2 separate regions of the Mus musculus genome follow, and region 1 is linked to region 2. Evidence: chromatin loops called from intact Hi-C (ENCODE). Cell type or tissue: left cerebral cortex. All regions are shown on one strand. Each heading gives the region's core, and the rest is flanking DNA. Links, peaks and the distances in the headings are about the cores only. Region 1 overlaps Cmip (c-Maf inducing protein). Region 2 overlaps Cmip (c-Maf inducing protein).

What was found. A loop is a pair of places that touch in the nucleus more often than their neighbours do. Peaks named below come from ENCODE experiments on the same cell type or tissue, not always from the same donor. Only the 100,000 strongest peaks of a DNase experiment are listed, where the experiment ranks them.
Region 1: it touches region 2 in a loop (2.3-fold over the local background); 2 of 42 quality-filtered maps call a loop at or near these places.

The regions. Positions count from the first base shown.
Region 1 is chr8:117,371,661-117,384,091 of GRCm38, forward strand. It overlaps Cmip (c-Maf inducing protein), which reads left to right. Exons shown (of 21, transcript NM_001163262.1): 2 at 5,415-5,540. Among named protein-coding and RNA genes, the nearest start is that of Gm39260, 45 kb to the right of the region's middle. In left cerebral cortex, for the core only: CTCF peaks have their summits at 2,831 and 7,671 (motif pointing left); DNase peaks (open chromatin) are centred at 7,153, 7,670 and 9,299; H3K4me3 peaks cover 1,721 bases; H3K27ac peaks cover 4,253 bases.
Region 2 is chr8:117,440,941-117,453,371 of GRCm38, forward strand. It overlaps Cmip (c-Maf inducing protein), which reads left to right. Exons shown (of 21, transcript NM_001163262.1): 11 at 4,376-4,441; 12 at 6,131-6,157; 13 at 6,460-6,508; 14 at 8,090-8,197; 15 at 11,220-11,336; 16 at 12,140-12,280. Mir7077 (microRNA 7077) reads left to right here and starts at 12,083; the gene lies at 12,083-12,139. In left cerebral cortex, for the core only: no CTCF peak of the experiment used is centred there; DNase peaks (open chromatin) are centred at 7,751 and 10,305; H3K27ac peaks cover 1,117 bases.

The DNA of each region.
Region 1 (12,431 bases), core at 2,820-10,819, 69 kb before region 2:
AGAGTGGGATCCGATGAGTGGCGACTGTGTTTGTGACGTGGGTATCTTCCTGTCACCCCATTGGAAAGATAATAGGACAAAGGCTTTTCACAATGATGGGAGAATAGGAGGTCCAAGTGGCCATGAGTAGGTAGAGCATGTAGATGGTCTACACAGTGGGGCACATTCAGCCACCAACAGAGGTGAGGCAGGGCCTCCACTCTGAGCCTGTGTAGCAGTGTTCTGAATAGGCAGATTCACACAGGTAGAATGTGATGGGCAGGTGAGGGCGTTTCCCCGTCAGGTGTTGGCTTCTTGGCATGATGGGTACTAGTCCCTGGCAGAACGACCATTGAGAACACAGATGTGGTACTGTCCTGCGCTGGAAGGGGCTTCCTGTCAGATCATGTGGCATCATCCATCCATCGCTCCTGGAGACCAGACCAGAGCATCCTACTGCTGTGCCAGGTGCCAGCACGATGGCGCCAAAGGACCCTGCTCTGCGACTGGGATGACTCAAGTTCCACTCAGCTGCCGGAGTGACAACCAGCCTGCTGCTTACAACCCAGGCCTCTATGAGGCTTCTGCTGCGGCACTTAGCGGCGGCTCCAGTCTGGAGTGGCTGATAGAGAGAGGGACTTTCCAGATAGGCTTTTCCTTTTGGGGTGTGGGAGCCCCCCATCCCACTGGAATGTATGTCTTGAGTCAGCCTAGAGCCTCGTCCTGGGGGCTGAAGACTCATGAGTCATGTGCTCATCACCATGGAAACCGGCGATTGGCTGGGGCGGGCGGCAGAGCTGATCTCTGAAAGACAGGATGGTGAAGGATGTTGGATGAGCACCCCACTGGATGAGAAGCCTGTGAAAGCAGATAATTAATGGAAACATTAGCTCTGAAGGTCTTGGGGTTTGGGAAGGGGGAACACTGGCGAGGGACCCCCCCAGCCACCTGCTCTGTCTCCCATTTAGGTCTTGGATGCGTTTGAGCCAGGCTTATCACAGAATTCTAGAGGGCGGGTTTTTTTTTTTTTTTTTAATAGCAGGCCCTCTTACACGAGCCCATATTAGTTCCATAGCAGAACACCGCCACGGCTCTGAGATTTGTCCCCACCTCCCATGAGAAGGCAGTGTCCCCAATGCACAACTCATAGTGTCCCAGAAGGCTGTACCCCAAGAGCCAGGACCTTGGGTGCTGGATGTCTGTATCCTTAGTACCCAACACATGCTGACCCAACATGGTGCTTAGTTCAGAAACCCTAGTGCCAAAGCCATCTTGTTAGAACGTGGCCAGAAAGTAGCGCCCAGCTGAGGCAGCAGTGGGTCCCTCATTCCTGGCCAGGGCTCCCAGGACTCCTTAATATCTCTCTAATGAGAGTAATTTGGCAACAGCAGAAAACACGCTCTAACCCTTTGTCCCAGTAATTCCATTTCTGGGAATCTGGCCTAAAGAAATAATCCTAAATATAGGCTAGAAAAACAGGCTTCACAGGGATGTTCACCTCGGAGTTGTTTATCGCTCATGCAAAGCAGACCGGCGGGAGCAGAGAGAAACTCCCGAGTGGATGCTCGTAGGTACAGCGCAAGCACATTCTTTGATTTGGGACTCAGGGAAAAAAAAGTTTAGGGCCGTTGAGATGACTCACAGGGTAAAGTCAGCAAGCCTGACATAAAGGCAGCAGGCTTGACGACCTGAGCGTGATCCCTGGGTGGAAGGAGAGAACTGACTCCCACAAGTGGATTGCAACATATAAACTGTGTGTGTGTGTGTGTGTGTGTGTGTGTGTGTGTGTGTGTGTGTACATACACATATGTGCACAGTAGATAAAGAGTAATACAAGTTCCAGTTAAGAATAGTCAGGAGAGCCTGAGAGATGGGTGCAGTGTAAGAGACCTTGTTTTACAAGCATAAAGACACAGGTTCGAATCCCCAGCATTCATGTAAAGGCCAGGCATGGCAATACACATCTGTGACTCCAGTGTCTCAGAAGAGACAGGTTGAGGCCCATAGCGCAGAAGCCAAATCAGACTAGACAGAAGCAGGCTAGCTGCAGGTTTAGTGAGACCCTAACTCAAGAGGGTGACCAAAAATCGATAACTGTATCACGGGGCATTCAATGTCCCCTGGCTTCTGTATACCTCTGCATGGCACATGTACACAGCACAGCATACATTTGTGTACCCAGTATTCAGATCAGAGTTACATACAGTCAAAATTTAAATGAAAGAAATATATTGGAGTATTAATGAATATTTTGTGTGTGTGTGTGTGTGTGTGTGTGTGTGTGTGAGAGAGAGAGAGAGAGAGAGAGAGAGAGAGAGAGAGAGAGAAATGAACCTAGATTCTCGAACCTGATAGCCAAACAGTCTTCTGCTGTGTTGCATCTCTGGCCCTCTTACATTTTATATCATGGCTCTACCTCACCTGCCCAGGCTGGCCTTGGACCCTCCCTGCAGTCCCTGCAGGTCTTGAATTGGTAACCTTGCCTCAGTCCCCCTGAGTTTATAGGTTTGAACCTTCAGGCTTGGTTCCTGAGTGATCTTGATTTAATTTTATCCACATGCTTAGATTCTGTCCCTCACCTTCCCACGCTTGCATTTGTTAGTCAAGTGTGAGTTGTCATTTACATACAGTGACATCCACCCATTAGTGTGCAGCTCCAGGAGAGCTGGTGGATGGTACCACCATGAGGGACAGCCCTTTGGGGTGAGCTGGTTCCAAGTCACCCCAGCAAGTATGCCCTGCCTCCCTCCCATCAGCCCTGTCCACCCCCTGCAGCCCACAGCTTCCCGTCTGGCTCGGTACAGACCCAGGATGTGATAGCTGCCTGTCTGATTCCACCAGGGGTACCCTGGAACCTCGCGCTGTGAGCCTGATTCTAGAAAGCCTGTAATCTCTCTTAGTTGTGCCGGAGAGCTATATTTCCCATTCTCCCTTGGTGGTAGAAGTCTTGGTTGTCCTACTTTCTGATTCACCTCTTGTCTGCTGGTGACTCTGGCTCCTGTGTCACCATTGCTGTGGGCAGCATGGTCTCAGTGGGTGTGACACATCTGCCCCTACATGTCTTCGAATTTTCTGTCCCAGTGAGGACTCTCTGGGTGTAGAGGCTGTTGTCAGTGTAGCTTAACAACTGCAGTGACCACAGAGGAACCTTGTATGCAGAGAAGAACAGTATCCTTTGTGCCATACCACTTTGCCCGTCTGTAGTGTTCTACACTAGTGCCAACTAGTTGGTACACTAGTACCAACATGACCCTGACCTGGGGACCCAGTACTTCTGTGTTACTATCTTGGTCAGTCATCTTGGTTTCCCAGTAGCCCCGTGTGTCCCTAGATTCCATAGTAGAATTGATCATCCTGTCCCCCTAAACCCTCTTCAGCCTGGCTTAGGTATTCCTTGTCCCCCGTGAGTGCTGGGTACTCCTTCGGCTTTGGACACACAAACTTGTTGGATAGCCCAGGCTGGCCTCGCATGCTCAGCCTTCTGAGTGCTGGCATGGCAGGTGAGCCTCGGGATGTCCGGCTTAGGCAGGTGTCTGGAGGAGCACTTCTTCACTTGCGCTTTGGAGTTTGGGGAAGAGGATGCTGGAGATAAAAACTATAGTCGTTCCATCAGTCTCTTCAGTATGTTCCAGATGCTGAGCTAAGTACGCCCTTGGCAAGTTAGATCCCCTGGAATATTCTCCACAGTTCTGTTTATGAAATTACTGTCAGAGGAACCAGGTTCAGAGAGGCGCTGTAACTGTCTTAATGACACACAGTAAAGGGATTCAAACACAGGTCTTAATGGCTCCGAAGACTGCTTTGGGCCAAGTGCTGAGTCAGACAGCGGAAAAGCGATCGGTCTGGCTTTTAAAAAACAACGGGTGCTTATTTATTTATCCCCGGCCCTTTCCCAGAAAGCTTTGCTCACAGCTTCAGCAACAGCCAGGCCAGGTTGTAGGGTGGGGGTTGCCCGCAGCAACCTCTGTGCACAGGGGCGGCTTACACAGGTGGACACGGGTCTGCAGGTCTTTCTCTTGCTGGGGAGTGAGGAGCAGCACACTGGTGTGAAGGGCTTGCGGCGGCCAGCCACCTCCCACCAACACTGTCCTCCTGTCTCTGTTCTTGGTGGCTTCGGTGATGCTGCTAGAATTTCCTGCCGCACCTTCTTCATGGGGATGTGGTCCCTAGGCCCCAGAAGTGCTACCTGCTACCTAATCTCTGCCTGACCTCTTCCCTCAGCTCTCTCGCTCGCTGTCCCCAGACCTTTGCATTAGCTTTGAGTTGATGCTATGGCCCCATCACCATACCCCATTCAATACACCATCCTCGTCTCAACTGCCCCCCCCTCATTCTCCATATTCTGTTTGTTGTCTGTTCACCCCACTGGACTCCGGTTTTATGCAATACCCACCACAACCCCTAGAATATGCTAGATGCTCAGTGGATACTTGTTGAACCAACCTCCATTGGTCATTCACTTTACTTCAGGCTGATGGCAGTCTAGCCATCAGCTCCCCTCACTGCCAGTACTTGTCAGTTGGAAAAGAAAAAAAAAAAATCAGAAGCCTAAGTGTCTGGGAAAATATTCACCCAGGCTGTGAACTTTAAATCGCACCTCCCTGTTTCAGCATAGCATCGTATACACATTCATTCACTCTTAGCTGTGGGAAGGTCACAAGACCTGGGTGCCCTATGGATGGCCCTGCCACCTCCTCCCTAAAGTCATTGTGACATTCCACTCTTGGAGCTCCTGAAACAGTGTATGTGTGTGTGCGATGATGGGGGTCTGTGGGAGGTTGCCGTTTGTCTTAGCTTGCCGCACGTCTTCAGTCTTCACGGATTGCCCCGACCTCTGGCATTTTGGATGTGGGGTATTGAAGACCCTAGCAGGGCTCGATGGCCTATGTGCTTCCCTGATGCTTCTCTGGGATGGTGGGACTCCCTTAGAGGCAGTGTGGATGGATGGCTTGAGGCCTGTCTTGCCTTCTTCCCCTATCACTGATCCATGCTTATGCTTTCTCTCAATACATGCTATTGAGCCATGTGGTGGTCCAGGGCACTGAAGAAAGACAGCATGTGCTCTGTGGGCTTTGGGGGCAAGGAAGCGTGATGGGTCAGAGGTCCTGTCTGTAGGCTTCTGTAAGGAGTGATTTCCATGGGGTGGACCTGTTAGGAGCCTTTGGAGGATGGTGCACTGGGGAGGGATGCTAAGATTCAAGCTCTGCCCTGTGCTGGGGCCTGTGGTCACCAGGGGGTGACCCCTCACCTTTGACCTGAGGGTTCCCTTGCCTTTTCTTCATTTTGCACCCTAGGTGTGGAATGAATTCCCTCCACAGCCCCTCCCCACAGCGGGATGCTGGCAGCCAAGAGCTGGTCCTTTGGTCCCTGGGTAGCTTCCTTTCTGTGATGGCGCTGTCTTCTCACAGGCTCTTGTTTTTCTCTCTTTGGCACAGCCGTCTGGGTACATGGAAAACTCGGTCTCCTACAGCGCCATTGAAGACGTTCAGCCGCTGTCCTGGGAGAACGCCCCGAAGTACTGTTTACAGCTCACGATCCCCGGAGGGACCGTCCTGCTGCAGGTAGGAAGAGTAAGCATGACCCAGCAGTTTCTTTCCTCCCGGTCCCTCATCCTCTTCTCACCTGCTCCCTCTGTAGACCTTAGCTTTGGTCAACTTAAAAGTCACGAAGGTATTAAAGACTCTCGGGAGGGCCGTGCAGGGATTAAACACCTGCTGCATGCTGCTCACTGTCTAGGAGCTTGCTCGTCCTCCTGGGTCTCGAAAAATTGAACTCTGTAGCCTCAGCTTTGAAAATGCCGAAAATGAGTCCCCGGGCCAGATGGGCTTCGGAACTTGTGAGGCTCACCTCGTTGTGGATCTGCTTGCTGTCTGCTGGACTTAAGTGAGGATTGTGTCCTGTATCTTTTTGGTTAGCTCAGTTTTGTGTTGGCAAACAATGGAAGTACTGGCTCTGCGTGTCTGTGAGCACGTAGGTCGAAAACGACACGAATATCATTAGGACTGAAGGTTGAACAGGAATAGGTTGTGCTGTTAAAATGGCTGAGAAGTTCAGGAGGAGGTTTGCAAAGAACAGCGGGATCCCGGGTCGGGTGGCAAATGATGTCACCAAGACTTAGTTTTTGCCCCTCCCTCCATGGTGTAGCACACTGTCAGTTTATGGTGGGAAAGGAGGAGGGTGGCCACCCTAAAGATTGGCTTAGAATTCCTAACTCTATTCTTTCTTCTCCACCCCCCACCCCCCCGCCCCGAACCTCATGGAGGATCCAGGCTGGCCTTGCTGGTCGCTTGGGAGTATGCTGTATTCTCTGGCCCCATCCTCACCTTTGACCATAGCAGCTGATGGCCCTTCTGGTACCATCCTGAGGCAGGAGAGCAGTTGACCCGCAGCCGTGTGAGGGATACTGTGTGACACATCCCTGTCCATATTGTCTTCTCTTAGAGGACATCCAAAGCCATGCCTGCTGTAGCCCATCTTGGAACTCAGCCACCGTGCTCTGCCCTCTGTGACCCACCCACCCCCTATCTTCATCATGTCCCCTCTGGCCAGCAGAGCCCCCTGGTTCCCTCTGTTGTCTCCTTGTCCTTTGTTTGTTTGTTTGTTTGTTTGTTTTTGTGTTTTCAAGACAGGGTTTCTCTGTATAGCCCCTGGCTGTCCTGGAACTCACTCTGTAGACCAGGCTGGCCTCGAACTCAGAAATCCACCTGCCTCTGCCTCCCGAGTGCTAGGACTAAAGGCGTGCACCACCACTGCCCGGCTGTCTCCTTGTCTTTAGGGGGGACTAACCAGCCTCTGCCATGCCTCCCTTGGTCTCTCTGCCTCTCTTCTGTTTCCCTTGCCCTGAAGACTGTAGCACTGGATCTTTGCAAGGCTGCTCAATGCCAGGCCCTGTGGGGCTGGTTGACCCCATGAGCAACAGTGGCCAAGACAAGGAGGGCCCTGAAGGGCAGCAGGGCAGCCTTCTGGAAATGCCTTTACTGCTCAGTTATGCAGCTTCAAGCCTGCCCCTCTCTCTGGCCCCTACAACCCCATCCTCATCCTCACTGTCAGCCTCTGGGGAGACTGAGCCATAAACACATGATTACCGAAGAAGCTGCAACTCAGACACAGACGAATCCCAGAGGACTGGGACGGGAGGGGGAGGGGAGGGTGACTCACCAGGCCTCGGGAGACAGCTGCACCCCAGGGATGTACACTGATATGGGGTGCAGAGGGATGAGTAGGAGGGTGCCCCAGAGAGGGGCACACCTAGTATGAGTGTGGGAGGGGGCTCTCTGGTAGGAGTGAGGTCGATGCCCGTGACTGCCCGTGACTGCATCTAGATGATGTGGTCTTGTCAGCCTCAGACTATATACTGAGGACACTGGGGAGCCATAGAAAGCTCTTAAGGGACAGAGGGGATCCTAGACAACAGATCAGGGGCTAAGGGGCAGAAGGCTGGACATGTGGGAAATAGCCAGGGAGCCCTGTTTTCTCTGTTGATGGTGATCACCACGTATTAGCAGAACGGCCTTTTGTTTCCAGGGCTAGAGCATCACCACCCCCACCATCCCCACCCCTGGTCAGAGGAGTAAGACACACTGGCCAGCTCTGGGCATGTCCCTTTAACCTGGCCATGGCCCTTGGCTGGTGGTAGTGATGACTCTCCCAGGCTGCAGTGGGCTGAGCGACGTCAGAGCTCCCCCTGCGGGCTGACAAACCAGGCTGCCCCAGCATCCTCCACGCTTGCCGCCCCTGCTTGGTGGCTGCTCTGCCAGAGGCAGGAGCAGCAGAGGAGGAGAGAAGAAGGAAGGAGAAGAGAGGAGAAGAGAGGAGGCCGCACCAGCTACTGCTGTGATCCGGAGCCTATCTCAGGGAAGCAGCGCAGTCTCCCTTCAGAGAGTTAGGTGGGTGCAGCCTTGCCCCTGCCCACCCCTGGGATCTCCCTTCTGCTTGTACCTCTATCGGGCCAAAGGAGGCACATTAAGTTGGCTGTCTGTCCTTGCCTCCTTCCTAGACTCTGTAATTGTGTATGGCTCCTCGGTTCCCCAGGGCGAGACCAGAGCTGCTGGTTAGAGTCCCTGCTGAGCATTCTGATCTTTTGTCACGCAGTGTGTCACGATAGTCGATAATCGAGCATTGGCCCTCGGGTGGGAAGGGACCTGAGGGATAGCAGTCAGGTAGGCTAAAGGGTCACAGCCCAGGGGTTGTGGTCTAGTGGAAGCGCCGTGGGCCTGTTGCAGAATAACAGAGGTCCGGGAGTGTTTTGCAGTGAGCATGAGTACTGCAGCCACCGGCCTCTGTGGTGACGTGAGTTCAGGTTTAATTGATGCTATTGATTGGAAACTGCGCTTTCTCCGTCCTGAGTCACACTGAGTGCCAGGGCTCACTTAGTTCCTTCTGTGTTTTCTAGTCCTCCGTCTCTCTCCTCCCTTCATCCCCCTCTGTCTCTGTGTCCGTCTGTCCTTCTTCCTTTCTCCCTCCCTCTCTAGCTTTTGCTGTTTGCTCCTTCTTTAATGTCTCCTTAGCCTCAGAGCAGCCATCTCTGTCTTCCTTCTCCAGTTCGCATTCTGGTTTTCTTAGATCGATAACTTTCTTACTGGAAGTCCAGCCCCTGCAGGGGACCTGACTTGGGAGTTCCAGAAAGAATGAACCTTCCTAGGCATGCCTCTTAAGTAGCAGAGTGTAAGCCTCCTGTAGGTGCAGTAGACAAGGTGCCAGTGCCCAGCATGGGGGCCAGTCAGTGGTCCTGGGCTTTCTGGGATTTTAGTGTGACCTCCCTAAGCACTTGTTAGAGGCCCGGCAACAACAGAGGCCTGCTAATCTTGTTTCCCCCTTACATCGAGCTCTTGTGAGGAGACCAGCTTCTATGCACCTACCTACACTGTGTGTGCCCTACTTGAGGCACCTTGTTGGTGCCTTCTGGTTAAGTGCTAAGCACTAAGGAATAATACAGTACCTGGAGGCAAAAGGCATAAGGAAGAGCAGACAGAGCCCAAGGTGGTTTAAATAAGGAGGGAAAGTGGGCCCTCCTTTCTGACAGTGCCTACACACACACACACACACACACACACACACACACACACACACTCATTACCGGGTCTCGAAAGCCCCACTGGAGATGGACAACTGTTCCCTTCTTACTGGAAGGAAGAGGATAGGAGAGGAAGAGAGAGAGAGACAGAGACACACAGAGACAGAGAGAGAGCGCGCAAGAGCAAGTGAGCTTTCCCGGCTGCTCTTAGCTGTTTTTCCTGGAGATTGGGCCAGGAAGCTGAACTTGGGAACAGTCCCTGCAGGCTCCAGGCTGTTTTTCTCACCTCGAGGACAATGCAACAATGAGTTAGAACTTGGCAGCCTCGCTGAGGAAGTTGGGCAGGCTTGCCTGGAGCCAGCCCTGTGGGAAGGTTAGCGCCAGACACAGGCAGAGAGCCACCAGAGCCAGCCTGGGGCCATGGGGGGCAAGGTAGGCTGTGGACTCCCTCCGGGGTTTTAGGGGATTCTCCTCCAAGTCACTCTCCGGCCACTCACTGTGCCTGGTGTTCCCTGGGATCTGGGTTGTCCTGTCTCCTCTCTGCCGCCAGCCTTGGCTTCAAGGGAACTTGACAGAGGCTCTCCTTCTGGCTGCAGCATAGCCAGGCAAACTTGTCCTCTGCCAGAATCCACCTGGGGAGGCCTATACTGAGATTCAAGAGTGTCTCCTGGCATCCTCTGCTGGGGGGCGGGGTGGGGGGAATCTCACCTTTGTCATACATCACCTGGTCCACCCTGTTCTCAATGCTGGCCAACGGGTGCCATGTTTTTCATTGACTGTCAAGAGGCAGAGCAGCTCCCATATCCACAGGAGCCAGGTTACATCTGTTGCCTGCTCCCTAGGGGTATCAGGGAAAGCAGGCTAGGAGGGAGATGAGCCTGAGGTGTGATCCGAGCACTGAGAGGAGGCTTCTGGGCCTCCTTTCTTCACTTGTAACCACACTACAGTATTTGTCTCCTTAGTTACCACAGAGGCACATAGACCAAGTGTGGTACACAGGTGTCCAAGGATGTACCTCCATGCATGCTTCTGAAGATACGTCCATGCATGCTCGTCTCAGCAGAAGCACAGTGGTCAAGAGCTTGGTTTGTCAGAGCTGAAGGGATTTCTTTGAAGTTCCATGGGATGGGTACATGGACGCTCTACTTACTGTGAATCGGTCCTACGATTTTCCTCCCTCCCTCCTTTCTTTCCTCTCCTATGCCTGTGCATCGTCCATCCAAAAGAACCTGGAGACAGGCTTGAGACAGTCATCCCGGAGAAGGGGCATTCTGGGTGTGGCCCCGGGTGGCTAGGAGTTGCGCAGGCACCAGAGGGAGTAGGTGAAAGTGGAGAGTTCCCAGTGCAGTGTTAGGCCATGCTAGAATCATATTGATTAGGCAAGCTAGGATCCCCTGCACCAAGGAAGCAACCCCAGTCCTATGTAGTTCTCTTACACATTTATCTGTCAACATACATACCCCGTCCATCCATGTACATGCACACCTACCCATCCATCCATCCACATACATACACACACATCTAGCCAGCCAGCCATCTGCATATATACATACATACATACACAGTTGCTTATCCATCCATCTGCATACATACCTGCCCATCTATCCATCCATCCATCCATCCACATACATGCATACCTACCATATATCTACATACATACACACCTACCCATTCATCCATCTACATATACCCTATACATCCATCCATCTGCATACATACACACTTACCCATCCATCCATCTCCATACACACCTACCCATCCGTCCATCCATCTACCCACTTTCCCATCTGCCTCCTTACCTACTTCATCTATTAGTCTACACACTCACCTCCTCATCCACATGTCTACGCATCCATCCATCTGCGCGCGCACCCACCCATTCACCCACTTGCCACTCTGTGGCCCTCTCTATCCTTCCATCCACATAGACACCTAACCGTCTAACCACTCACCCCTCCATGCATCTGTGTATCCATTTATCCACTCCTCTCACCCCTGTCCTCTTGCTCTTATATCTACATTTTTATCCGTTTATCTACCCACCCCATCTTCTGCCTGTGTACTTAACCATGTACTCATCCACCCACCCACCCACCCATCTACCTGCCCATTGTTCCAGCCATTTCCTACTTACTCCCCATGCTCCCATCCATGCCTCCTTGCCCTATATTCACGAACGCATGCGTCCCCTCAGTCACTCCTGTCTCATTTATTCAACATGCCAGCCAGTCTTCCGTTGCTCTGGGTTTCGCAAATGCAGTGATGCTCACATAGACATAGTTTACAACCTGACAGAGCCATAGCCTGCAGATAGGAGAACAACTGAACAGGACAGAGTCACGGTACATGAGCACGGGCAGAGGAAAGCCAGGCTTGAGGCAGTCATCCCGGAGAAGGGGCATTCTGGGTATGACCCGTGTGGCTAGGAGTTGCGCAGGCACCGGAGGGAGTAGGTGAAAGTGGAGAGTTCCCAGTGCAGTGTTAGGCCATGCTAGAATCATATAGATTAGGCGAGCTAGGATCCCCTGCACCGAGGAAGCAACCCCAGTCCTGTGTAGTTCAAAAACAGCCAAGGCTTCCTTCTACCAGTTCACACTGCCTAGTTCCCTGAGGCTCTGCTCTGTAGTACACATCGTCTGAGATATTTCTGCTGTGCCTGCATGGGACAGGGTTAAATCATGCACTGACTCTTTTTATTTTTTTAATCCCGGTTTTTCAAGACAGGGCTTCTCTGTATGGCCCTGGCTGTCCTGGAACTCACTCTGTAGACCAGGCTGGCCTTAAACTCAGAAATCCACCTGCCTTTGCCTTCCAAGTGCTGGGATTAAAGGTGTGCACCACCACTGCCCAGCTTGCACTAACTCTTAAAAGCAGTGCTTCTGCCCACAAATGAAGGGTCCCTTTCATGCCATACCAGCTCATGCTCACTGGCACAGTCACCAAACTGTGTGTGCTTGTACTGTGTGTGCTTGTACTGTGTGTCAGAAGGAAGAGGGGTGGGAATGAGACTGTTGGCAACATTGAGACAGGTAGACCCTGACAAGTCAGTATCAGGAATGTGGCAGGGGAACCCAGGGTAGGCTGGACTTGACTCTAATCCCAAGATCAGTAGGATCTTCTGAAGTTGCCTCCTGGGATCAGAAGTGCCTCATGCCAGTGACAGGGTGTGACCAGGGCTTTGCTCCTAGGTCTAGGAAAGAGTCTGTTTCCTTTCAGATTCTGGTTGTTCCTTGGAGTCTATGGCCTCAGCCATCTCCGTGCTTCAGTCCGATTGGCTCTTCTGCCTCCCTCTTACTGTGTGACCTCACCAGACCACCTAGACAGTCCAAGGTGATCTTGCCATCACGAGAGCCTTGATGTGCAGAGTCCCTTTTCCACCACAGCTGGTTGGCCTGTGCAGGTCTTTGGAGCCTCCCCACCCCCACCCCCAATACTACTT
Region 2 (12,431 bases), core at 3,001-11,000:
TTTCTCTGGGAAGCCCAGGTAGATGGGCAGGACACACAGGCAGGGAGGAGGGCAGTGGTGTTAAGATCAGAAGGGTTGGGCTGGTGTGCCTCGGTAGTGAGCTTACCTAATGTTCACAGAGTTCCTGTGTCTGCTCTTATCACTGCATACACCAAGCATGGTGGAGAGTGCCTGTAATCTCAACACTTGACAGGTGGAGGCAGGGGGACCAGGAGTTCAAGGTCATCCTCAGCCATGTAGCAACTTTGGGGCTAGCCTGGGCTACCTGAGATCCCTGTTTCAGTCGGGGTTTCTATTCTTGCACAAACATCATGACCAAGAAGCGGGTTGGGGAGGAAAGGGTTTATTCAGCTTACACTTCCTACATTGCTGTTCATCACCAAGGAAGTCAGGACTGGAACTCAAGCAGGTCAGGGAGCAGGAGCTGATGCAGAGGCCATGGAGGGATGTTCTTTACTGGCTTGCTTCCCCTGGTTTGCTCAGCCTGCTCTCTTATAGAACCCAAGAACCAGCCCAGAGATGGTCCCACCCACAAGGGGCCTTTCCCCCTTGATCACTAATTGAGAAAATGCCTTACAGCTGGATCTCGTGGAGGCATTTCCTCAACTGAAGCTCCTTTCTCAGTGATAACTCCAGCTGTGTCAAGTTGACACAAAACTAGCCAGTACAATTGACCCCTTGTCAACTTGACACACAAACATATCACTAGTAAGCCTCAACCCTTAGTTTCTTATTCATCCCCAAGATCTAAACAACTTTACAAGTCCCACAGTCTTTGCAAATTCTTAAAATTTCAATCTCTCTTAAAATCCAAAGTCTTTACAATTAAAAGTCTCTTAACTGTGGGTTCCACTAAAATACTTCCTTCAAAAGGGAAAAGTATCAGGGCACAGTCACAATGAAAAGCAAAATCAAACTCCAACTGTCCAATGTCTAGGATCCAACTCACAATCTTCTGGGCTCCTCCAAGGGCTTGGGTCACTTCTCCAGCCATGCCCTTTGTAGCACATGTGACGTCTTCTAGGCTTCAAATGCCTGTACTCCACTGTTGCTGCTATTCTTGGTGGTCATTTCATGGTACCGACATCTCCAAAACACTGCATGAACCCTTCAGTCCAGGGCGATCAATTACAACTGAGGCTGTACCTTCACCAATGGTCTTCCATGGCCTCTCTCAGTGCCTAGCCTCAGCTGCTCTGCGTGACCCCTTCATGCCTTCAAAACTAGTACCACCTGGGTAACTCTTACACATTACCAAGTCCAGCCACAGCACAAGGTACAACCTTGGCTATATCTGGAACACAGCCTCTGTGCTCTCAGAAAACACTTCCCAGAAGATGTCACCTCAATGATGCTGGTCTCTTCTTAATCGCCGCTAATTTCTTAGCTCCAGCTAACCAGCATCAATAGTCCCAGTAATGCAAAGGTTAAACTTTAGTAGTTCTGGTATCTTGTTAATCACAGCTGATTCTTCAGCCCCAGCTAACCAGAACCACAATCAAAACAGCAAAGGCCCTGATAAGTCTTTAATTTTCCCTCTGAAGTTTCACAAGCCAGGCCTCCATCTTCTGCACTGTTCTCAACATTATCTTCCAAGCTCCAATACAGCATCCATCCCACAGAGCTCTTAACACCGATCTCCTAGCCCAAAGTTCCAAAGTCCTTACACATTCCTTCCCAAAACATGGTCAGGTTGTCACAGGAATACCTCACTATGCTGGTACCAATTTGTCTTAGTCAGGGTTTCTATTCCTGCACAAACATCATGACCAAGAAGCAGGTTGGGGAGGAAAGGGTTTATTCGGCTTACATTTCCACACTGCTGTTCATCACCAAGGAAGTCAGGACTGGAACTCAAGCAGGTCAGGATGCAGAGGCCATGGAGGGATGTTCCTTACTGGGTTGCTTCCCCTGGCTTGCTCAGCCTGCTCTCTTATAGAACCCAAGACTATCAGCCCAGAGATGGTCACACCCACAAGGGGCCTTTCCCCCTTGATCACTAATTGAGAAAATGCCTTACAGTTGGATCTCATGGAGGCATTTCCTCAACTGAAGCTCCTTTCTCTGTGATGACTCCAGCCTGTGTCAAGTTGACACACAAAACCAGCCAGTACAATCCCTATCTCAAAATCAAAAACAGAATGAGTGGGACTGGAAGAACAAGAAGGAAAGATAAATGTGGAACCCCCATTCGTGCAGATTACAACAGGAAGCCTGAATTCTGAATGTAAAAGTGGACCAATAACATGGCATAGAACTCAGTCAGGGCCAGCCATTCACCCAGCAGCGGAACCCATGAACCTTGTGATTTGAGAACAGGCTATCTTGAGGTTTGCCCTTCAGCAAAGCTCTCAAACCCACGGTGTTGGAGACTTGGGTATAAATACAGTGTAGGTGCTAGGGGTTGGGAATGTATGTAGGTCATGGCTTTAGGAGTCCCTATGCCACACGTCAACAACCAGCTGAGATTGGTAGAAAGTCACAAAGCATCTCTGAGCCTCAGTTTCTCCCACAGCTTTCCAGAAGCTTTCCCATGTGGGGGAGGGGGTTCCATCTGTTATCAGACTGAGACCTTGTTGAAATCCCCCCCACCCCGACCCCCTGTGATGTCGTCCCTCTGCAGTCCTCCTCAGCCAGCCACAGAGCAGCCTCTTCTCAGGGCCTGACGCATGCTTATGCTCAGCCACAGTTGCACTGTGGAGCAGTAGAAGCTGAAGCACCTGTCCTGCATCACTGCATCACTTCTTGGTCCGTTATTCTCTGAGCAATCACTTCACTCTGTCACCACGGTGCACCTCGCAGGAGGGAAGCACACCTGGCCCTCCCTATGTCCCTGCTTGAGATACAAGCTCCCTACCACACAGATGTCTGCTTTTGGTAAGGTCTTGACGGGAGTCAGTTAGCTCCAGGAAGACCCAAGGGTCTAGAGTCAGAAGCCTGAAGGCCATGTCTCAGTCAGACTGTGTTAGCTCCAGCCGTCTGCTTAACCTCTCTGCGCCTTGCGTCTCCTCTTCTGTCTAAATGGCGCGGGTTCTGTTTACTATGTTGCGTGTTTGCAAGGAGCAAACAAGTGGAGATACAGAGCTCTCGGCATAATGCATGTGTGGAGGAAATGCTGAAGAAATACGTCACAGCCTTTTTTCAGTATTATATTGTGACTGCCAGCCGGGTGAAGTGGAAAAATAGAGGTGGGGGTCTAACAGCAAGGAAAGGAGTGTGTGTGTTGGGAGGATGTTTGCCTAGCATGCTAAAACCCTTGGGTTATGTCACCCTCCACGTGAACAAGTCATGGTGGCCCAGGCCTGTAATCCTAGCACTTGGGACCAGGAAGCAAGAAGATCAGAAGTTCAGGGCCATCTTCAGCTATGTATCAAAAGGCCAGACTAGGCTACATGAGACCTTGCCTAAGTGTGTGTGTGTGTGTGTGTGTGTGTGTGTGTGTGTGTGATGAGCATTCAAATGCCATAGCATCTATACAGAGGTCAGGGAACAGCTTGCAGGGACCAATTCTCATCTTCCATCATGTAAATTCTGAGACATGAACTCAGTTTGTCAGACTTGGGGACATTTGGGGATGTGCACCTTTACCAGTAAGAGTCACCTCATCAGCCTCGAGACCCTGTCTAAAAACAAAACAAACAACAACAACAGCAACAACAAAAACTGGTAGCTAGGGACAACGATCCAAATTGTGGTTTTGTTGCTTGGGTCGTTTGTTTATTTGTTTTTCTTGAGTCAGTCTGTAGGTTTCCCCTTGAGTCTGGTCAGTCACAGACAAGAGGGACAGGTGTGCTTATAGTGCTGAGACGCCTCCACAGGCCACGTGCCTGGGATCACAGTATCTTTTCAGTTCTGAGGAGACGGGTGCAGGTGGGGCGGGGCTGTCAGGCCCTGGTGCCCTTTCTCTGTGTCCTCTCAGGGTCTTCTCCATGCACACATTTCTCATGTGTCATTTGAATTGCTTCGGGGCCCAACCTAGTGGCCCTGTGTTATAATTCCTTAAAAAGGCTCCCTCTCTCCAGATGTGTCCCACTCTGAGGTTATGAGGGGCTTAGACATCAACCTGGATTTAGAGATTGGAAACCTAGAGTAGCCCCTCGCCCTCTGTGAAGCCTCAAAGGGTCATGAACAGAGACAGATAAAGTCTGAGTTCAGAGCAAGGAGGATGTGGGATTCCGGGGAGCTGGGTTGTAGTTCCCTGGTGGTTGTTTGGAAGTCTGGGATGTTCTTGGGTGGCTCATGCTGCGCTATGTCTGCTCTCTCTGAGGCAGAGTCCATATCGTGTGCTAACCCCAGACACTTGTATCTTACGGGATAGCACGTGGAAATCCCCTCCCTGCTGACTGCCCCTCACCAGGTTCCTCTCTCATCCTAGGTCCGACTACGATGACTGGAGACCGTCTCTGGCCAGCTTGCTTCAACCCATTCCATTCCCCAAAGAGTAAGTCCCACCAGAACCTGCCCAAATGGGAAGGGAACCACAAGAGAGGGTGATGCCATTTTAAGGGGCTCACAGTGTCGTGGAGAGGTGAGTCTGAGTAGGATATCAGGACCCACAGCCAAGACAGAGATGTGGCCCAGCTCAGGGCCTCTCTGAAAAACCAAGACTGTGATAGGAACAGCCTCAGGTCTCGTGACAGTGACACAGGGACTCATTAAACTCAGACAAGGCCAGAGCCATCTCTACGATGCCTGGCCTGTAGTTACTTTAACGGTTTTGATTACATAGCACATGGAGACAGTAATACTCTCCCTCCCCCCCATTCCCTGGGGAACAGTAAAAATTGACAGTTAATATCACCACTGTGCTAGGCATGGCGCACGTACCTGTATAATTCACTGGCTCTCAGCCCTCCTAATGTTGCAGCCCTTTAATACAGCCCTTCATGTTGTGGTGACTCCCCACCATACAGTTACTTTTTGTTGCTACTTCATAATTGTAGTTTTGTTACTGCTATGAAGCATTGCATCAATATCTGATATGCAACCCCTATGAAAGGGTCTTTTGACTCCACCCCCACTCCTACCCCCCCAGGGATCTCAACACACAGGTTGAGAACTACTGCTTATAATTCCAGTTTGGGGCTACCCTGAGCTACATAATAAAACCCTGTCTGCAGAAGGAAGAAAGGAAGGAAGGCAGGAAAGAAGGAGGAAAGGCCAGTGTGGTACTCTGGTGGCAGAGCGTGTACCTAGCATGTGCAACGCCCTGAGTTGATCTCCAAGCACCAAGAAGGACCAACAAGCGAAAAGAAAAGAAAAGGCATATGGAGCCGTTTCAGGGCTGTGCAAGGGAAGGCTAGCTGTGTGTACTGAGCCTTGATGGCCGTTAGCTAACAACACTCTGAGCGTGGCCAGAAAGGACCCTTTCGCCCACCCTCATACTGGCATGGAAGAATTCATGGGAAGCATCACTGTGCGTTGGATCACAACCTACAGAGAGCCTCAGCTCAGCCACGGGCCTCACATGCCTGCAGGTCTGTTTTGACAGATTGGAAGCTGCTGGGCCTTGGGAGGCACTTGGGGCTCTCTGCAGAGCCCATTAGTGAGCCTGTGTTTATGAATGCAGCTCCTCCGAGGGGGACATTACACCCAGTAATTGCCCCATTTGCTGGCCGGCTAGTTCCCTCGGGGCTCCCAAGAATGGAGACCGGAGAAATCTGACTCCTCAGAGCCTTCTCTGTCTGTGGCATCATTGGTTACAGCAGCTGTCCCCACAGGCCCTGGGACCCGCTTGACAGTGGCCCATGATGCAATTCACTTGGAAGAATGGTCCCTGATTGCCTGGCAATGTGCGCTGGTAATTACTGCAGGCTCGCCTTAATTGTGGAACAATTAACAAACACACCTGGGTCCCTGGAGCCCATGTGTGCCTGAACACGTTCATGCACTTCTGCATGACAGGTGTGGGCCTGGGGTTGACTTTGGGGACATCGGTGGCTCAGCCTGTTCGTGTGACTGTGATCCTCACCTTGTCAAAGGAGGGGCACATCGGATACCCTCGTTTCTTTGTCATTTTTCTCTACACTCTTCTCTTCGAGTCAGAGCTAAAGTCTAGATGTCCTGGGAGGAAATGGGATCGTTGGGCAGCAAAGGCCTCTAACTGCCTGTCTCTTTGTTTTTGGTACAGAGCTCTCGCCCACGAGAAGTTCACAAAGTGAGTATGGCAGCCGCACCCACCCCACTTTCTCCCACTGTGAATGCTCCCTGTATCTGATCACCTCCACGTCCCTGCCACCACCAGCCTCCTTCCCATTCTCTGGTCCATGTGCATTTTTGGAGGCTTGCAGAGGCACCACCTGAGCGGTCCCCTGTGTCACACATCCAAACCTTGCTAGAATGTTTCCCATGTGCCTCGCTTTGTCTACCCCCAATTGCTCCTGGCTCCTCTTGCATCTCTTCCCTACCCCTCCCTGTCCACTTGGGCCTGCAAATGACCCGCCCTCCTCTTCCTTCCAGGGAACTGAAGTACGTGATTCAGAGGTTTGCAGAAGATCCAAGACAGGAAGTAAGACTTTTTTTTTTTTACTTTTTTACTTTTTTTCCCCCCATGTATTTATTGGAGATGGGACCTAAACAAACACTGAGCCATACCTCAGCGCAGTAAGCCTTTTTTTCTACAGTAGAAAAATAGTTTGGGGGCCTCCTAGGTCTCCTTGCAGAGGTCACTGAGTCATCAGATCCTTAGAACGGACTATACAGGTTCCAGCCCCGCCCCCACACACCCACCCACACCCACCCCCTTGTGCAGACACAGCCTCTTTTCCCCATGTGGAGCCTCTTGGACTTCATTTTGGTTAGCCAGAGACTGGCAGACAGTGTCCCTGTGTCACATGGCTTTAGATTCATTGGATCCTCCATGGAATGTCCAACCAGCTTCCGGTCAATGTTGTGGTCCTGTGTTTGTGCTGCTAGTGTGGGGGTCCCTGGGCCAAGGAAGGAATCAGTTGAACTCGGAGCTCTCACAAAAGCTCTGAGCTTCAGGAAACCAAGGGCAGATTAAGCTCTTGCCCCACGTCAGGCACATGCATGCTCCCTGTTAACCTCTACAAGCCCAAGGGGAAGCCATTCTTATCCCTTCCTGACTTCAGAATCACCCCCCAAGCCAGGCAGTGGTGGCACACACCTTTAGTCCCAGTGCTTGGGACATAGAGCAGGCAGATCTCTGAGTTCAAGGACAGCCTGGTCTACAGAGCTAATTCCAGGACAGCCAGAAGAAACAGAGAAACTCTTGTCTCAAAAAAAACTAAAAAATAATCACTGATATCCCCCACCCCCACCCCAACCCCCACCCCGCCCCGCTCTCTCAGAGTTGGGAATGGAAGTTAAGTCATTAACATCCCATACCACACTGGCCCCACCCAGAAGCATAAATTCATGACCTGCGACCCAGTCTCTCGGGCTCCAAGTCTAGATGCTGTAGGGAAACTGTCCCCAGACCTTCTTGCTTGCCTACAAGGCAGGCCCCCACTAACCCTCATGATTCGAGATCCCTGGATCTGGTCGAACCAAGACCATGTGTTATAAGCATCCTTCCTGCTTCTTATATGGTCTCTAGGCTGCAGTGGGAAACCTTATTCTAGAAAGTTCTAGCTCCATCACAGGTTTTACAAACCATCTTCAGATGCAGTTGAGAGAAAGCAGAAAGGCTAGTGAGGAAATGTCACCAGCTGTGGTCTCAGTTGTCCTTAAGCCTGAAGCTGTGTGTATATGTGTGCGTGTGTGGCGTCACAGTGGATAGACGTGGGTGTGTTTATGGGGGCGGTTCACAGTGGGTAGGTGTGAGTGTGTATGTGCCTATGCGTGTGTGGGATCACAGTGGGTAGGTGTGGTGTGTGTATATGTGTGTGGGTATGTGGGGGGGTACGTGGGGGGTAGGTGTGGGTGTGTATATGTAGGCATGTGTGAGTGTTTCCCAGCTAGGCCTCAGGACTGTCCTAGGGAGCTGAAGACATGTGGCTGGACTTGGCAGTGTGAAGCTAAAGGAAGTTCATGTATTTCCTGGCTGCCTGGCTTGGACACCGTTCATGCTACCTTCATACCTGAGACTGTTTAGAACTGACAGTGTGTCTGTCCCCTCTGCCCACAGGTCCACTCCTGTCTGCTGAGCGTGCGGGCAGGCAAGGATGGCTGGTTCCAGCTCTACAGCCCTGGAGGGGTGGCCTGTGATGATGACGGGGAGCTGTTTGCCAGCATGGTACGTAGGGTCCCCCACAGGAAGCTGCTGGTTGGTGTCGGGCTGGTCCATCCTGGGGTACACAGCAGCCAGCCATGAAGAGGGAGAGTGCCTTAGTTAGGGTTTTACTGTTGTCGACAGACACTACGAACAAGGCAACTCTTATAAGGACATTTAATTGGGGTTGGCTTGCAGGTTCAGAGGTTCAGTCCATTATCAAAGTGGGAACATTGCAGCATCCAGGCAGGCATGGTGCAGGAGGAGCTGAGAGTTCGACATCTTTTTTTTTCTTTTTTAAATTATTTTTAATTTATTTTATGTATATGGGTACATGGTTGTGAGCCATCATCATGTGGTTGCTGGGAATTTGAATTTAAGCTCTCTTTAGTCAGCCCCGCTCACTACAACTTAAAGATTTATTTATTATTATATCAAAGTACATTGTAGCTGTCTTCAGACGCACCAGAGGGCGTCAGATCTCATTATGGATGGTTGCGAGCCACCGTGTGGTTGCATGGATTTGAACTCATGGCCTTCGGGAGAGCAGTCAGTGCTCTTAACTGCTGAGCCATCTCTTCAGCCCTGAATTCTGCATCTTCATCTAAAGGTTGCTAGAAAATACTGACTTCTAGGCTGCTAGGACTAGGGTCTTAAAGCCCATGCCCACAGTGACACACCTACTCCAAGAACACACTTCCAAATGTGCCACTCCCTGGGCTAAACATATTCAAACCACTACAGAGAGTGTCACTGATCCCTGAGTACCTGGGTCAAGAGCCTGTCACCTGCTCTGGGAGGTGCAGAGAAGCATAGAAAGCAGATATAGAAACATGGCCTGTTTGGGGGTGCTCTGCCCTACAAAGCCACAGCCCTGTTTCTGTGGATATACATGTGTGTGTGTGTGTACAAATCACTGATTAGACTTGGTTGCTATGGTGATGTTCTGTGCAAGGGACAGATCCATCTTGGCACAAGAAACTCCATAGCCACCTGCTTGTCCAGTCCTCATAATGAAAGGCTTGGGGGCCAGACTCAGGGTTCTCATCCCCACCTCAGATCATAGTATTGAGGTCACTAAGACATCCACAGTGGCTTCTTCCCATAGAGCAGTGGTTCTCAACCTTCCTAATGCGGTGAATGCCTTTAACACAGTACCTCATGCCATGGTGACCCCCCCGGAACCATAAAATTATTTCATTGCTACTTCGTAACTGTAATTTTGCTGCTGTTATGAATCGTAATGTGAATATCTGGTATGCAGGATATCTGATGTGACCCTCCCCCCAAAGGGGTTGTAAGCTACAGGTTGAGAACAGAGCTCTGTGTCAGCTGAGCCCTGTGCTCAGCTCTTTGGAATCACACCTGGGCCTCGAGAGACCCAGAGAAATCTAGTGGCTTGCTTGACAAGACTTCTTTACAAGCCCTTTGTGGACCAGATTACTGTCTCGGGGTAGTGGCTTCTTCTGTAGCAGAGGGACACGGATGCACTCTGTTCCCTGACACACCCAACTCCATTCACATATTCTTCTGGGGTCATGTGATGTGGAGAAAATGCAGGCATCCTCTAGACCTGGGCCTGGGGTCCCTGTCCAGTCTTCCTCTAGTTGGCCTTATACACCAACTTGCCTGTATAGGCTCCATCTTCCTCATAGGCAAAACAAGACAAAGAGAGGCTTCGCCATCACACCATAGGTAGCAATTGTGTGTAGTGTCAGGCATGATTTACGCACTATGCCACCCAGGGACTCCTTGACCCCAACTTGGCTCAGCTTATTTGTCTCTCTCTCTTAGGGACCGGTTTGCAGGGTAAACAGCTACCACAGTGAATTTGGCAGAGAGATCTGTGCAATGACGATAGATAGGCGTGTCCTCTCAGACACCACCTCAAGGACCTTATTTTTAGTTCCCTTTCCTTACGCATCTGCTCCAAGCCCCTCGCCTGCTCCCCTAGACCTGCTTTCTGAATGTCCTGTGTACCTAGAAACACGCTGAGCCGCCTGTTTACGCCATGTCTTGCTTGCCATCGCCTCTCTGGCTTCCTCTGATGTCACAGTTTTACCATGGCAATGTGTGGAGTCTCCCCCACCCCTTCATGCGGGGACTCAGTGTGAGAGAGAACTCAGGGAGTGAGCTCCCGCCAGAGTGATTTTATTTGTATGCCAGAGTTGTTAATGATGGAGCAGAAGAGTACATAGTCAGGGAAGGAAGCAGGCAGCCGTGGGGATGCGAGTGTGTTGTTTCCATGGAGACCCATGGCGAGAAGTGGTCCTTGGATTAGGCTGTCTCTTCCAGAGGATGTTTGGGCTCCCCTGCCTCTGTTGAGTTGGGGAGCCCTTGCTCATATGCCATCACCTCTAAATGCAAGACAGACTGACTGACAGACAGACAGACAGACGCACACACACACACACACACACACACACACACACACACACACACCACTCCTAGCATATCTTGGGAGGGAGCAGGTTTTGCTGGGAGGGTGATCTCTCAAAACAGCTTTTGGTTTGGTATCACAGAGAGAGCAAAGCACAGAACAGCCCAACTGCCATGCGAATCAGGCCCCTCGTCCCCCACCTAGCAAGGACTGCCTAGAAATTTCCACCCAGTACCCTCAATGCTAGAAATATACAAGACCTAATACCAGTAGCCCCTGAAGGGAACTGGGGAAAAGGGGAGTCTTTTTTGTTTGTTTGTTACTGTAGTAAAAGAGAGAGACTGTGAGTGTTAACACCTTGACTCAGAGCATCCTTGGCATGCCGGTACACAGGTCTTCATCCATCAGCACCACTTGTCTGTTCCCCTGGACAACTCCGGCAGCCACTGTCTTGCCTGCCTGGGTGACTGTGCCTGATGCCTGCACCCCATCCCAGTGTAGTCTCATGTATACCAGCTGTCACTCAACATAACGTCCTCAGTCACTTTCTACAGGGAACGGTCTGAGGGACGGGGAGGGGGGACGGGGAGTGGGGAGGCTAGTGCTGAGGGTCATAGCACTGCAGTGACATCATGGTTGCTTCACCTGAGTCTTCTCGCCTCCCAGGTGCACATTCTCATGGGCTCCTGTTACAAGACCAAAAAGTTTCTGCTCTCACTGGCAGAAAACAAGCTGGGCCCCTGTATGCTCCTGGCCCTGAGAGGGAACCAGACCATGGCAGAGGTAAGTCCCTGGTCCCCAGGTACCGTTGCAATGTGATCTGTGTGAAGGGCAATCAGTGTGGGCAAGGCAGGTGTGGTTGTAGCCTCCTGGGTGTGCAGAGGCCTTTCTCAGGCTGCTGCTGGTCCATTGCAGTTGGGATCTAGCGAGTGTTGATCACAGCCATCTAGAAGTTTCTGTTCTGATTATCTAGTACTATATAGCAACCGTCTGTACATAGAGCACATAACAGACCAAGAGGTAGCCAGGCTCTCCTGGGCTATTTTTCCTTGGGGTCTCCTAGAGTTTGCATGGCGGTTGGAGCCCATGGGGTCCTCAATAAGGCTTCTTTCTCCAACTGAAGGACTAAGGCAGCCCTAGCCTCTCTGCTTTGTGGGGTTTGGGGGGGGGTCACTGCTCAAGTTGTCAAGAGCACAAGCCTAGGTGCCTCATGTCACTTCTAACTGTTCCTCTGTCCACCAACTTCTCACTGCTCTGAAGTCCCCCAATGCCAACACACTCCCAGAGTTCCTGTCCCATGAGCAGTAGGGTTTTATAACAGCTGTCAGAATTGGGGAGCACCACCTTGCCACACTCTACCCTCTAGAGAGCAGTCACCAAGCTGCCCATCAGTCAAGGGCGTGTGAACAGGGCTCTCTACCTTACAAGAAGGAACAGGCCCGTTTGGAAAACCCTAAGTGTCCCTGGAGGTGGGATTGAGACATTAGCATGGGACCAAGAGCAGAAAACGCCAAATTTCGGAAACGGCATAGGCCAAGGTCCCATGGCAGGCTATTCCCTGACACACCTTCCATGGCTCCTGGCAGATCCTGTGTTTGATGCTGGAATACAACATCATCGACAACAACGACACCCAACTGCAGATCATCTCCACGCTGGAGAGCACGGACGTGGGCAAGCGCATGTATGAACAGCTGTGCGACCGGCAGCGGGAGCTGAAGGAGCTGGTGAGTTCTCAACTGCCCGCCGTTCCGTTTGCAGAGCGTCAGACAGCCCCCTTGTGACTGCCACTCCACACCCATAGAGTTGGGGGTTGTTCCCTGTACTTCTCAAACGTGACTCTAGATGGACACAGAGAGGTAAAGCAGGCCGGCTGAA